2 separate regions of the Homo sapiens genome follow, and region 2 is linked to region 1. The links are chromatin contacts, found by Hi-C or POLR2A ChIA-PET in ENCODE. All regions are on one chromosome and are shown on one strand. Each heading gives the region's core, a stretch centred on a gene start or an enhancer-like site at or near the end of the contact. The rest is flanking DNA. Distances are from core to core; before and after follow the strand shown. Region 1 has its middle 25 kb from the start of MIR4425. Region 2 holds the start of SYF2 (SYF2 pre-mRNA splicing factor).

Region 1 (7,604 bases), core at 2,027-4,526:
GCCTCACTGCGTCTCTCTGATCACATCTGAGATAAATGCTTACTCCCATCTCACAGGCAGGAAAACGGAGGCACCAAAAGTTCACAGGGCCAGTAAGTGCTGCAATTGGAACCCAGCCGTCTGCTTCACTGTCTATGCTCTTGAACTGCTGACCATCCCACCCCTCCTAGCAGGGATGGGGTGTCCTCACTGAGCAAGGGTGGTAAGGGTGCTGGCCTTGGCCCCACTCCCCAGCTTCCTGGTTGGCTCTGGTCTTAAGGAAGCACAATGGGAATCCCAGCTCTGAGCTCACTCACATGAGACCCTGGGCAGGTCAATGGTCCTCTCTGAGCCTCAGTTTTCCCAGTTATGGAGAGATGGGTTCTGGTGCTCCAAGCTTTTTGCACCTTCTGGGAGTGCGTGGGCTCTTAGCAACCCTCCGCCCCCCACCCCTGACCCCAAGGTGTCCATTCCTCCCCCCTCCAAACTGTGACCCCTCCTCTGGCGACTCGCACTTAGAACCAGCAGGCTGCCTATCTCCTGGCCTCGCTCCTCTAATGGGGTAAGCAGGCAGTCTGGGTGGGCAGGATCTAGAGGTCCTGGGTTGGTATAGATCCACTGCCCACCAGCCACACAAGGCTGTCTGGCAAGGGGCAGAGCTGTTTCTATTGATCTGCACTGTCAGCACAGGGAAAGCAGTTGTTTTCTTCCCAATCTGAAATCAATGAGACCCAGCCCAGCAGATGGGGGCAGAGGGTTTGGAGCCAGGAAATAGTTCCCCTTGAGTTTTAGAAACACAGGCCAGGGCAGATCAGACTGGGCTTCCTTTGAGAGTCAGCTGGCAAGGTGGGGCTGCAGAGCATGCTGGGAAGAGGCCCGGGCCAGGGGCCCCTTCCCGGCTCAGGGCGCACCGAGATGCTCCGTGCTTCAGCTCATGGCTGTCCCCCTCCAGCCCTGGACTCTGAACCTGATGCATGGCCTGGTGGTACAGGCCTGACATCCCTGGGCTGGGTCATCAATCTGGTTCTAGCCCCTCCTCGGACATTGATCTGCTGGGTAGACTAGGGAAAGTCTCTGTCCCCAGGTGTCAAAGGATGAGGTCAGACCAATGGTCAGTAAGGACAGTCCAGCTCTGCCCTGAAGGGTGATGGTGACAATATTTCCTCCTGTCTGGGCATGTTGCGCCCCCATCCCCCAAGTGATGGCTCATGGGGTAGGCATGGCTCTTGGGGGGCCCATTTCACACCCTAGCCCCTGACATCCCAGTGTCAATTACTGCCCCTTCCCACACACATCTACCCTCTCCTGGCAAAGCTCTTTTCCAAAGACCTCATGATATGCCCACCCCATCCCACACACATCCCCAGGGCCTGCCTGTCTCCCAAGGAGGCTGCAGCTCCCCACGGGGCCAGGAAAGGGGCCCTGCATCTTTGGCCTTCTCTGTGGGGGCAGGGCTGTCCACCAGGAGGAGACCTCATTTGCTGGGCCCACAGACAGGGGCCGTACAATGGCCCCTGGAGCTGGGCTCCAGTATTTGCTTCAGGAAGGAACACTGGGCTGGAGTTCTGCGCTGGGTCCTAAGCTCTGGGCATACCCTGATCTTTGGCCCTCAGTGTCTCCATCTGCAAAGGGGCACCCTGAGCTAGGAAGGGTAGAAAGGCCCTTCCAGGCTGATATTCTCACATTCCCTCCTCTCTGTCTCTCTGCTCCCCCCATCTTCCCCCCTCCATGCTGCTCCTCCCTTCTTGGCCCTCCTCCTGTGTCTCACCTGCTGCCTGGCCTCCTGGCCCAGGCTGGCCCTTCTCTCCCCTGTTCCACTCTCTCCTTTAAGATGAGCCATCAAAAGCACATGTCTGATCAGCTCCTGCCCTGCTCAGCAAAATTCCTGGTTCCCCGGTGCCCAAGACACGGAGATCCAGTCCTTCAGGTAACATTCGAGGCCCCCCAGCCTCCTCCTAGTGGTCCTTCCTGGGCCTCCAGCTTCCAGCCCCAGCACACTGTTCCTGTTGTCAAGTGGGCCCAGGGCTTCCCCACCTGCAGGCCCAGTACCTGTCCTTCCCTCTGCCTACAGTGCTTTCCCATCCTTTTCCCTTGGTCAAAATAATGCTTCAAGACCCGCACACGTGTCATGTCAGCCATGGGACCAGGTGTGCCCCCTTTAGAGCTCCCACAGCACTGGCTACAGCCACTCCCGCTGCAGGCCTGGCTCAGATTCCAGGTGACCCCCACAAGGGAGGGTTTGCTCCATGGAGGCTGGCGTCCTCTCCCAAACTCTGAGAGACTGTGGGGTCCCTGAGGGCAGGGGCAGAGTTGTCCCCATCTTTCCCCAGGGGCTCTTTAATAAAGAAAGGTAGCAGCACAACAATAGTATGGGTGTTGGAACCTGCTGGGGTGCCCTTTGTAGGGAGAGCGGGGGTAGTTTGTTTGGGACTGGGTTGGGTTAAAAGGAGTGAGCTGGATTAGGAGGATTTATCTTAAATGTGGTGGATTTAAGTTGAGTTAGGCCCAACCACCCAGGATGGTTAGGCAGAGTTATCTGGGTTCAACTGGATTAAACTGAGCTAGTTAGATTGGGCTTGTTAGTAGAGTGGGGCTGGATTAGTTGGGTTGTCCTGGTTAGGTGAAATGACCTGTGTGGTTGAATTGGGTTGGGTTATTTGGACTGAGAGAGCCAGGTTGGTTTGAGCTGGGTAAATTGAGTTGGTTTGGCCTAGTTGAACTGGGTTTTGGGGTTGGCTTTGTTTGGGTTAGTTCAGTTGGGTTGGTTTGGGCTGGTTTAACTGGAGTTGTCTGGTTAGTTGCATTCAGCAAGTTAGTTGTGTTAGGCTGCTGAGTTGAGTTGGATTGGCCAATTGGGCTGGTTCAGTTGAGTTGGGCTAATCAGTTGATTAGGCTGGATAGGTAGTGGGGCAGGGCTCCTTGGGTTGGGGTGGGCGGTTAGGTTTGGTTAGATGGGTTGAGCCCATTCCTTGGGTTGGGTTTGTTGCTTGGGTGACTGATTTGGGTTGGCTTGGGCAGGGTTAGTTGGGTAGAGCTAGTGGGATGAGATAGGTCACTTGGGTTTCTAGAACTGGACTGGCTTAGACAGATTGGGTTGGTTGGCTTGTCTGTTGGGGTAGGCCGGCTTGGTGGGCTGGGTTATGGCCTGGCTGGGTTCCGGGTTGGCGGAGGGATGGCCGCAGCCCTCTGAACTCTGCTCAGTCTCCAGCTCTAAGTCAGAGCGGGAGGTAGGGGGTGGGCGCGGTGGCCACAAATAGCTGTGGGGAACACAAACAGTTTGGTCTTCAAAGACCTCAGTGGTGGCGGCTGTAACTTTCCACACGGCCCCAGCAAGCACGTCTCTAGGCCTTGTGTTCGGGCCCAGCTGCTGCTTCCTCTGTGAGCAAACCACAGTGTGGGGGGCGGGAGAGGAGGGAGCTTGGGGGCTCCGAGTCTCCCCACAGGAGCCAGGCAGGCCTTGCCAGGCATCCCCCAGCTTAGGTGCCAGCTGCTCTCTGCCGAGGGGAGAGATACTAGAGATACTGACCCTGCATTAGGGGGAATATCCCCTCCCCTACGGCAGCCCTGGCATGGCCGATGTGCCAGGCCCAGCAGGGGCTTGAGAGGAGGAAGGGCTGTGGGGAGGCAGGAGCAGAGGTGGGGGTGATGGTTCAACTACAGGCCTGGGAGAGTCAAGAGTGTCTGAGAGCTTGGTTTCTGCACAGCTGTGGCGGGATCTGGGTGGACATTCATTCATTCATTCATTTATTCAAAAAACTATTTCTTTTTTTTTTTTTTTTTTTTTTTTTTGAGACGGAGTCTCGCTCTGTCGCCCAGGCCGGACTGCGGACTGCAGTGGCGCAATCTCGGCTCACTGCAAGCTCCGCTTCCCAGGTTCACGCCATTCTCCTGCCTCAGCCTCCCGAGTAGCTGGGACTACAGGCGCCCGCCACTGCGCCCGGCTAATTTTTTGTATTTTTAGTAGAGACGGGGTTTCACCTTGTTAGCCAGGATGGTCTCGATCTCCTGACCTCATGATCCACCCGCCTCAGCCTTCCACAGTGCTGGGATTACAGGCGTGAGCCACCGCGCCCGGCCTCAAAAAACTATTTCTTGAGCATTCATTAAGTGCAAAGACCTGCAGACAAGGGTCAAAGGAAGGAGAGATGGGGATGGCCACAGAGACAGGCTGAGGCTTCCTGGAGGGCGGTGTCGCCACGCCATCCCCTGTATTCTTATTCCCTCTGCTCAGCCCCTTTCTGTTGCTCCTTTGAAGGGACCCACTGTGGGCAGCTCAGAACCTGCCTGTGCTCAGACAAGGTGTGCCCTGTGGGCAGACGTGATGGTGGCACTTGCAGCCCAGCACCCTCCCTTCCCCCTGCCCAGCCCTCTAACTTCCCTGCCTCTGGTCTGTGCCACACCCTACCTCCCCACCCATACCAGCTGGGCTGACCCTGCCCTAGTCCCTGGGAAGGCAGAACAGTGAAACACAAGGGGCCTCAGAGTTTGTCAAATCTAAGCTCACGCTGTAGAGATGAAGAAATTGGGGCCTAGAGTCGGAGCATGGCTTGCCTAGGATACATGGTGCATCGGAGGCAGAGCGAGGGTTGCTGTCTGGATGCCCTGACTGCCCACGCCGGGAGCAGCCACCTGGCTCCGTGGGAAGTCCAGCAGTCCCAGCCTTGATATTTACATCTGTGTGGCCTTGGGCAAGTGTCTTCATCTCTCAGCCTCAGCTTCCTTCAGGGCAATGGTTCTCAACCCTAGGTGATTTTGTCTCTTAGGGGAACATTTGTCAATGTCTGGAGACATTTTCGGTTGTCACAACTCGGGGCGTGCAATGGCACCTGGTGGGTAGTAGCCAGGAATGCTGCTAACATCCAACAGTGCCCAGGGCAACCTCCTACAACAAAAAATTGTCTGGTCCTAAACGTCAGTAGTGGTGAAGCTCAGAAACTGTTCTACGCTGACCAGTTGTCCCAGTTAGCCTGGGACTGAAGGGTTTCCTGGGACATGGGACCTTCAGTACTAAAACTGGGACAGTCCAGGGCAACAAGGATCGTTGGTCACGCTAGCTTCTTCCTCTGTAAAATGAGACCATCGTTACCTTCCCCACAGCACTGTCACAGGCTGCGTGAGAGTCTGTGTGCTGACGGCTCAGCACCATGCCAGGCCCAGGTCAGCCCTGAGCAAGCCCAGTGGCGATTATTCCCGTGACACGGATGCTCACTAGGCTTCCTCCTCCTACAGGCCTTTCTCCTGGTGGCCACTCCTTTCCCCTCTTCTAAGCCTGGCCAACCTTCCTAAGGCTCACAGACCAAGCACCTCCAGGGAACTGTCTCCGACCAGCCCTTCCACAGAGACCTCTCCCTCCTCTGACTTCCCACCACAACACTGTCTGTCCCGCTCAGCCAATCTCTGGCCCATCATGGGTTCCTACTTAGCTACCAGGTGTTTTGAGGGTTAAGAGTCTTCTTCCCAGGTTGTTTAATTTATTCTCCAGGAATTCTGTGATTCCCTGTTCATGCCCCAACTAGACTGAAAGCTCCCTGAGGGCAGGGGCTGTGGCGGGTGCATGTCTGTGCCCCAATGCCCAGCCCAGGGCCTGGTGTGGAGAATAGAAGAGCAAATGTCCACTGAAGAAAGTGAACCTGTGAGCCCTTGCCAGGGGCCAGGCTGCACCCTCTGAGAGTCCTGGACACACTGTCTTCCCTGCCTGTCACCCCCACTGCATGATACCTGGCTCGGTGTTGGTGCAGAGACCCGAAGGAGGCCTGGTCTTGCATCCTTGAGAAACATCAGGATCAAAATCAATAATGTGGCAAGAGGTTTGCTGTACACTGAGGGCCAAAGCTGATTACAACACAGTATGCAGGCGTGAGCATATGGGAAATTATATTCATATGAAGGACATGTTGGTATTTTTTTTTTTTTTTTTGAGATGGAGTCTCACTCTGTCGCCCAGGCTGGAGGCTGGAGTGCAGTGACATGATCTCGGCTCACTGCAACCTCCGCCTCCCAGGTTCAAGTGATTCTCCTGCCTCAGCCTCCGGAGTAGCTGGTACTACAGGTGCGTGCCACCACGCCCAGCTAATTTTTGTATTTTTAGTAGAGTGGGGTTTTCGCCATGTTGGCCAGCTGGTCTTGAACTCTTGACCTCAAGTGATCCACCCACCTTGGCCTCCCAAAGTGCTGGGATTACAGGCATGAGCCACCGTGCCTGGCCGGAGAAGTTTTCTTGACTAGAAATGCACTTTGGCTCTCGAGGGCAGAGGGGACAGCCTGTCATTGTCCTCTACCACTTCCTTGCTGTGTAATGTTGAGCAAGTTTCTTAATTTCTCTGGGCCTCAGTTTCCATGTAAATGGCAGTATAACCATACCTCCTTCCCAGGGCTTTCGGGGAGGATCTGGTGAAAAGATGCTGCAGGGAGACTACGTGGTCAGTGGTCAGCGGGTGTCAGCCACTCCAGTCATGAACACTCCAGGAGACGCTCAGTCCGCGTGAATTCCTCTCCCTTTCCTTTTTCATCCTGCCTCTTGTTCCTCCCTCCAGGTCCCTCATCCCAGGCCCTCCCCAGTGATAGAGAGCCTCCAGAGACCCAGCTTGGAGCACTTGTGGTCCCTGGAACAGGCCAGGGCCTGTGGGCTTGTCCTTGGGCACCTGGAAGACATCACACCATGGCCTCACTACCATCTGCCTGGGCTCCCCCAAGCCGCCCCTCCTGTGCCCTCTGCTCTGGCTACTGCCAGCCATGCCCCCAGGAGACAAGCTTGGGCTGGGCAGGGCTGGATGTATTTACTCTTTGCCGAGGCTGGTTTCTCTGTTGCTGACGTGAAGGCCTGCTGGGTGCCCATGTTTCCTGCCTGGGTTTTCCCTGGCCGGTGCTGGGTTGCCATGTCTTCCAGCCACCCAACCCGGGGCCCCTCCACCTTGGCCACAAGCTCTCCCGCTACGTACCCTCCCTGGCCACCGGAAATCAGACTCAGAAGCCTCCAGGGGCCCTCGGGTTCTCCCTCAGCAGGAAGTTGGCACCCAAGGGCAACTGGCCTGGGCCAGGTCGTTCTTTGGTCCAACTAGGAAGGCCGCAGACTACACACTGGTCAGCTGTTCCGGAACACAGGGAGCCACTGCCTTGCAGCCCCGGGTCTACAAAGAGGTGCTTTCTGCCTCAGGCGCTTCTGACCATTGTTAGAGACCAGCATCCTGGATTGGGCTGGGGAGTTGGGGCTGGGGGCGGTGACCCATCTTAAAGACCCGTTTTAAACTCCTGCCTGTTGGCTTGATGACTCAGGAAGAAACAGCCACACCCCACAACCTTGGGCTCTGGGGCCACTCTGTGGTGAACTGTCTTCCCAAAGATGTTTTTTCCAAATTTTAATCATTCCAGTAACAACTTAATGGCTTTTCTTACCCTAAATTCATATTGTGCATATACACGTATTATATGAGTTATGTTATAATATAGTAACATACATTATATTATATATTATAATAGAACATATATATAAAGGAAAACATATATATTATATTAAATATAATATATGTTATAATATATTTAATATATATGTTATGTATTATAATATATATTATAATTATATATAAATATATATAACATATATGTTATATATTTAATATAATATATTT
Region 2 (7,604 bases), core at 4,564-7,063, 230 kb after region 1:
CAAAACAGAGACTAGGCCTGGCACAGTGGCTCACACCTGTAATCTCAACCATGTGGGAGGCCAAGGATGGAGGATCACTTGAGGCCAGGAGTTTGAGACAGCCTGAGCAACACAGTGAGACCCCGTCTCCACAAAAAAATTAATTAGCCAGGAATCGTGGCACATGTCTGTAATCCTAGCTACTGGGGAGGCTGATGTGGGAGGATCCCTTGAGGCCACAAGTTTGAGGTTACAGTGAGTTATGACAGTGTCAATGCACTCCAGCTTAAGCAACAGAGCGAGACACCGTCTCTTAAAAAAAAAAAAAGGAAGGGCCGGGCGCAGTAGCTCACGCCTGTAATCCCAGCACTTTGGGAGGCTGAGGTGGACGGATCACTTGAGGTCAGGAGTTCAAGACCAGCCTGGCCAACGTGGTGAAACCCCATCTCAGCTAAAACTACAAAAATTAGTTGGGCGTGGTGGCGGGCGCCTGTAATCCCAGCTACTCAGGAGGCTGAGGCAGAAGAATTGCTTGAACCCAGGTGGCGGAGGTTGCAGTGAGCTGAGACCGCACCATTCACTGCACTCCAGCCTGGGTGAGAAAGCAAGACTCCATCTCAAAGGAAAAAAATATCCAGAAAAAACAGAGACCATCCTTAGACAACTATTAATAACCCATACCTTAGCATTAAAGCATGTTTCTATTTATGTACATGTATACACACACACACACACAAATACATCCACATCACCTCAGGTTGAAAAAGGACTTACTGTTTTTCTCTCAGTCTCTCATATGTTTCCATGTCAGGTTTGATCTGCTTGGTCAACCGATGATACTGGCGTAACTGGGCAGCAGCATAATCTAAAAATATAAAATGAGAATCAGCGATAATATATTTCCTTGTTTGGACCTTCCTATTGAGAGAAAAATCTAAATTATCACAGGTGAGTATCTTTTATCCAAAACGCTTGGAATCGGAAGTGTTTCTGATTTTTTTCAGATTTTGGAATATCTTTATTATACTTAAATTCAAAATCTGAAATGCTCCAATCAGCATTTCCTTTGAGCATCATAGCACCATGTTGGCATTCAAACAGTTTTGGATTTTGCAACATTTGGGATTTCAGATTTTCATACTAGGGATACTCAATCTGTGTGAAGTAATATATGCCCATAACACTATTCTAAGCATAGCTTCTATCCTGAAGATGCTGACAAACAGACTTTGATAAATTTTATCATCAAGTATTTAAAAACCTGGCTAACTGAAGTACAGCCTTTTTTTTTAACTTCTCTCCTAAGAGACATATTTGTACTTTTCTTGGTCTTAAGCCTCATCAAGAATATCCCACGAAGCACAAGAGGCACATCCTTTCTTGAAACCAGAAACAATGAAGGAAATGACTAACAGCCCAGTCAATAAGGTTCAATAAAGGTCAATCTGACCTGAAAATCCCAGATCAGGGTTTTTCCTCTTCTTTTTCCTCTCCCATCTTTCTGCATCTTCTGCACTGATCTCCAGCAACTTCACTTTCTCATAGTCTTCTCCTCTTGCCGCACATTCCTAAAAAGAAGAAAAAAGCTGACACCTACAATTATGATACATGCAATAATTTGATCTACTTTACATCAAGAAAGATCCAATAAATATCAACCAATACTTTAATAGTATTTTTTTAGTTGGAGTTTCACTCACTCTGTCACGCAGGCTGGAGTGCAGTGGCGCGATCTCAGCTCACTGCAACCTCCACCTCCCAGGTTCAAGGGATTCTCATCTCTTAGCCTCCCAAGTAGCTGGGACTACAGGCACATGCCACCATGCCCGGCTAATTTTTGTATTTTTAGTAGAGATGGGGTTTCACCATGTTGGCCATGCTGGTCTCAAATTCCTGACCTCAAATGATCTGCCAGCCTCGGCCTCCCAAAAGTGCTGGGATTACAGGCATGAGCCACTGCACCCGGCCACTTTAATAGCATTTAAAGGAAATTTGGGAATATACTATGGTATATAAGTGAGCACATGATACTTATTGAGTGTTTATCAGGTGTCAGACCTTGTTTTAAATGTTTTACATGCATTAACTCACTTAATTCATAATGAACTCAAATAATTATTGTTACAGTCCCTGTTTTATTGATGAGAAAACAGAGGTACAGAGAAGTTAAATAAACTCACCCAACGTGTTGCAGTTGGTACTGAGCAGAGCCAGAATTTCAATTCTGGCAGCTTGGCCTAAGAGCCAGTGTATACAACCACCATGTTGTAGTGTCTTGATACAACAGAATGATTGACTAAATCACTTATGAAGATAGAATAGTTCCTAACCTTTTTCTTTTCCTCTTCCTTTAGTTCCCACTCCAAACGAGCTTTTTTGGCTTCCCAATTTGCAGGTAATTTTAGTCTTTTATCTTCTTCCACAACTTCCTGGTGATTTAATTTACGAGCTTCATTCTAAAACCGTAACACAAGAAGTCTGTCAGCTAAAACATGAAAATAAATCCAGATACACCTTGCCTTCTTTGAGGAGGGTCAGGCAGGACATATTAATAAGCTGACCCCATTTTATCCTAAAAGCAATAGAGAGCCATCACAGGATTTTAAGCCAGGGAATAGCCTAATAGGGTCTACGTTTTTATGCAGTCAAGAAAAATGTGTTGAGTTGCACTGGTTTGCTGTTCCAGAGCCCTGGAGGTTAAAATCAGCTTTGCCTCTATTGAGTTGTGTGGTCCCTTTTTATTGGATCAGAACAAGGTTTTGCAGTATTGGAGACCATACTATAGTGGCACTTAAGTAGACTTTATTTGGCATTACTATTAAATTGGCCAGGTGCAGTGGATCACGCTTGTAATCCTAGCACTTTGGGAGGCTGAGGCAGGTGGATCACCTGAGGTCAGAAGTTCAAGACCAGGCTGGCCAACATGGTGAAACCCCGTCTCTACTAAAAATACAAAAATTAGCGAGGCATGGTGGTGCACACCTGTAATCCTAGCTACTCGGGAGGCTGAGGCAGGAGATTCACTTGAACCCAGGAGGCAGAGGTTGCAGTCAGCTGAGATTGCACTACTGCACTACAGCCTGGGTGACAGAGCGAGACTCCATCTCAAAAAAAAAAAAAAAAATTACGTCACATGATGTGAAAGACACTCTTTCTTTTTTTTTTTTGAGACAGAGTCTCACTCTGTCACCCAAGCTGGAGTACAGTGGAGCCATCTCAGCTCATTTCAACTTTCGCCTCTGGGGTTCAAACAATTCTCATGCCTCAGCCTCCCGAGTAGCTGGGGTTACAAGCGTGTGCCACAATGCCTGGCTTATTTTTTTGTATTTTTGGTAGAAACGTGGTTTTGCAGTTTGGCCAGGCTGGTCTCAAACTCCTGGCCTCAAGTGATCTGCCCGCCTGGACCTCCCAAAGTGCTGGGATTACAGGCATGTGCCACCACACCAGGCCTCAATTATCTTTTAATCCTAATTCAAGAAAAAAGCCTCAATTTGGGTTAGAGGATTTAAAACCTATCTTAATGCCTCTAATGCTTTCCAAGTTCCCCTCCTTTTAAATATTTTCACAGTTTGCATTGACAAATGAAAAATGAAAGGAATTTTCCATTTGAAGTATCATTGAAGAGTCTTTTTTTTTTTTTGGAGCTGGGGTAGCAGGGAGAAGAGTCTATTTTTAAATAAACTTAATTGCATAAAGCAAAATGAGTGTATCGTCTTAAGGAAAACTTGAGTTAGACATTCCTTAGGTCATAAGCTGGTGGCAGTTTGTCCAGGAAGCCCCGCCTCCTAATTTCCAGACATGTGTTCCTTACACAATCACTCTAAATATTTAAGCATGTCTTTTTAATTGTTTATTAGATTAACTTTCCCTCGGCAAAGAGAGATACTCCTCCCAACTACCATCCCTAGTATATTCTTGGCCCTGGAAAAGCCCTGCAATTAAAGACGCCAAGAACATACCTACGGTCAACAAAGTTGAGTCTGTTGCACAGAAGAGAGCAAACCACGGGGAACCGTGGGCATTTGAGTGACAGGGTGTTAGGAAGGGCTTGTTCCAGGATTTGGGTTTGTATCAGGTGACTGAGGGGAGGGTTAAGGATGTGGATTGGGTACTGTCAGAAAGCAGGGGCTTTCTACAATTAGGTATCTTAGATTTTTTTTTTTTTTTTTTTTGAGATGGAGTCTCGCTCTGTCGCCCAGGCTGGAGTGCAGTGGTGTGATCTCGACTCACTGTAAGCTCCGACTCTCGGGCTCATGCCATTCTCCTGCCTCAGCCTCCCGTGTAGCCCGCCAGCACGCCCGGCTAATTTTTTCTATTTTTAGTAGAGACGGGGTTTCACCGTGTTAGCCAGGATGGTCTTGATCTCCTGACCTTGTGATCCGCCCTCCTCGGCCTCCCAAAGTGCTGGGATTACAGGCGTGAGCCACCGCACCCGGCCCAGTATCTTACATTTTTATATAGGAGGCAGAAGTAACGGAGTGAGACTAATGCTGTATTTGTTAATAACAGTCACTGGTGTTAGTCAGAAGAAAGAAATATGTGGTCATTCTTGTAATTTGAAAAGTCTTCTTTGTTTTGTCTCACTACAACAGTCAGAGTGATTTTGGGATTTTGTGAAACCATGGCCTAGCTGTCAGGTCACTCCATGGTGAAACAGGGGCTGCTTTTCTCTTTCTCTGCTCCAACTGCAGCAAGCTATTTGCTGGACTCTTATCCCTAATACAAATTCTCTTTCTTTGAATTTGTTCCCTTTGCTTGGATATCTCTTTCTCTAACTCCTTTAGTTGTCTGGCTTTCAAACAGTAGTTTAGGTGTCACCTACTACATGAGGCACCCCCTGGAGACCCACAAACTGCATTCCTCTCTCCTCCTCTGCACCTCCAGGGCACTTAAACATCAGATTCCCTATCAACTGGCTGAACTACCACACTGTAGACTTTCAAAAGTTTGCCATTTTTTTTATTTTCTTTTTATTCTTTTCCCCCAGAAGTCCCAAAAACAGATGATTATTTTCTTTTCACTCAAACAGATTCTGACAGAAGATTATTATTTTTTAAAGTGAACCAGGTCTCTTACTGACACTAGACAAGTTTCTTCCTGTCTCTAGCTCTACATATTTCCCTAGGTAAAATGAAGAATTTGTTGGAATCACGGAGCAGGGAGGTTGTTAGTAATGGAGACTCCCAAACCTAACCCAGATACATTAAATTGGATGTGGGTGGGAGAGGGGCTGGAGTGAACAGTTATATTTTCAAATGTTCTCAGAATGATCCCAATGTGCTGCCAGGGTTGAGTACCACCGAACAGAGCTTTCCTCTCAGATGATCCTGCTCTGTTGGTCTGTCAGACGCAGTGGTGTGGCTTCCTCGTCCCCTCTACAAAAGCGCACAGGCTTGGCCAGATGACGGATCTAAGCCGGCCTCCAAGACTACTCACCCGCATCAGGTGCAGCTCCCGGAATTTGCGCAGTCTCTGTTCGCGCTTCTGAGCGGCCAGCTCCGCCGCCGCAGCGAGGGACCCCTCCTCCGCGCTGTCCACCAGCACCTGCGACAAGGAGAACTGGCTTCAGGCAGAGCCGGCTCAGCTTCTCCCAGGACTGCCCAGGCCGAGTCCCCGCCGGTCCCCACAGGCTGGGCCTAGGGCCTCCACCGCCGACTTGACCCCACAGTGTCTGAGCCTCCCTGAAGCGAAACTAGACTTCGCCTCCACCTCTCTCCAGGCCGCTCCCCGGAACCCTCACCAACAAAACCCCCGGTGTACGGTGGGTGGAACTCACCTCGGATGCAGCTATAGCCGCCATCACAACCTTTCTCTCTTCCCACTTCCGGCAACAAGATAGAGCACTTCCGTCAACCTTCAGACAAACGGGCCGATACGTACGAATGGGCTACCATAAGCCCCGCCCCTTCCGGGAGGTCTCCGGAAGTTGGGACCCTTTTAGCTATGAAATATTTTGGATTGCGTAGGGTCTTGCGCAGCCGCGAAAAGTAGCGTGGGCCAGGACAGCGGGAGGTAAGTCGCCAAGAAAAGGGTTGGGAAGAGCTCAGAATCGGACGGCTAGGAAGAAATGACCAAAAGGAGCCTGATAGCCCCCTATTCTGCACGCTGTTCCTGGAAACCGCCTTTGCAAAGACAGTGAGAGAAATCTAACATGGCTCACTCCATCTTGCTTCTAGCCTCGCAGGCCGGCTGTCTTCGCTCATTCCTGGGCATAAACCAAGCTAACCATGGGAGAATTTATAGTTTAACTTTTAAGCAAGGATGATCATAGTCCCTTCCTTAAACAGGGCCCCTCCTTGTTTGGGGGCTGAAACTGCCTTTATAAAACTAATGAAAGACCGGGAGGTTAGGATTATGAGGGGAGAATTCTGCTAAAATGTAGTAAACGATAACCAGCCATTGTTTCGGAGGACATCGGATGTGTAACTTCCCCAATTATTCCTGTAGATAACGTTATCGTAGCACCTAAGATTGGTCTTTTGAGGCATTTTTCAGACTTTCGCATTCTGGCAACTAACTGACCCCACCCAGACTCGTGACCCATGACCCAACCGCTTCTTCTGTCCCACTCCTCCCCCAAGAGGCGGACTCAGCTGTTGAGGAGTGTAGTCCACACCCCTGTGATTGCATCTCCAACCAATCAGCAGCATCCATTCCCTAGTGCCCTGCCCACACCAAACTATGAAATACCCTAACCTCTGAGCTGACCCTTCAGGAAAACTTACTTGAGTGGTAACCCTTCTTCCCTGAGGCCAGCCTCAGGTTAATACAACTGTATACTGCAGTAGCACTTTTCAGTGAATTGGTTTTGTCTGCAGTAAGCAGGAAAAACCTGCAGTGCCATTCATTCCCATGAGTGGAAAGTTCTTTCCATTTAGAGCTTAAGGTGTTGTCACTTTCTCCAAGAAGCAGGTCTTGCCCTTGGCCTGGTGTGGTGGTTCATGGCTGCAATCCCAGCACATTGCGGGGCGGAGGCGGGAGGATTGCTTGAGCCCAGGAGTTCAAGACCAGCCTGGACAACAAAGTAAGAATCAGTCTCTAAATTAAAAAATAAAAGTAATTTTTTTTTGTTTTTTTGTTTTGAGACAGAGTCTTGCACTATCACCCAGGCTGGAGTGCAGTGGCACCGATCTCGGCTTACTGCAACGTCCGGCTCCCGGGTTCAGACGATTCTCCTGCCTCAGCTTCCCGAGTAGCTGGGATTACGGGTGCCTGCCACCATGCCCAGCTAATTTTTGTATTTTTAGTAGAGATAGGGTTTCACCATGTTGGCCAGGCTGGTCTCGAACTCCTGACCTCATGATCTGCCCACCTCAGCCTCCCAAAGTGCCGGGATTACAGGCATGAGCCACTGTGCCTGGCCATAAAAATAAATTTTTAAAAATAGAAGCAGGTCTTCCCTGACTACCCTGTCTCACTTTTAGTACTGTCATTTGACACTATTTTAATTCTCTCCAATTGCATAAGTTTTATTTTTGTCTGTTGATTTTCTATTTTTCTCATCAGCGTTATTACTGGAGAACAGCAGAGTCCACCCATCTTGTTTACTCTTACATGCTCAGCAGAGAGGCAATGCCAGAATTACTAACAGTGCTAAAGTTACTAAGATAAGTAAGGTGCTGGAT

The links. A loop is a pair of places that touch in the nucleus more often than their neighbours do. ChIA-PET counts read pairs that join two places held with the same protein, here RNA polymerase II (POLR2A). Pooled maps may share reads with other maps.
Region 2: POLR2A ChIA-PET joins it to region 1 with 15 read pairs in BJ. The contact joins the promoter of SYF2 here to the enhancer-like site in region 1. A Hi-C loop is called at or near these places in 1 of 50 pooled maps. POLR2A ChIA-PET finds 5 or more read pairs at or near these places in 5 of 52 experiments (A549, BJ, Panc1 and 2 more).

What each region holds. Positions count from the first base shown.
Region 1 is chr1:24,994,460-25,002,063 of GRCh38, forward strand. No RefSeq gene overlaps it. Among named protein-coding and RNA genes, the nearest start is that of MIR4425, 25 kb to the right of the region's middle. RefSeq lists enhancers at 3,265-3,494, 6,693-6,832. Within about 2 kb of position 3,277, at least 4 of the 41 ENCODE cell types and tissues checked have a DNase peak (open chromatin) inside an H3K27ac peak, as active enhancers do.
Region 2 is chr1:25,226,689-25,234,292 of GRCh38, forward strand. It overlaps SYF2 (SYF2 pre-mRNA splicing factor), which reads right to left and starts at 5,814. Exons shown (of 7, transcript NM_015484.5): 1 at 5,756-5,814; 2 at 5,416-5,523; 3 at 2,310-2,435; 4 at 1,430-1,547; 5 at 754-844. The coding sequence starts at 5,779. It overlaps LOC124903881 (a long non-coding RNA gene), which reads left to right and starts at 5,901. Exons shown (of 2, transcript XR_007065555.1): 1 at 5,901-5,991. RefSeq lists enhancers at 841-2,040, 5,632-5,781, 5,924-6,837, 6,022-6,271.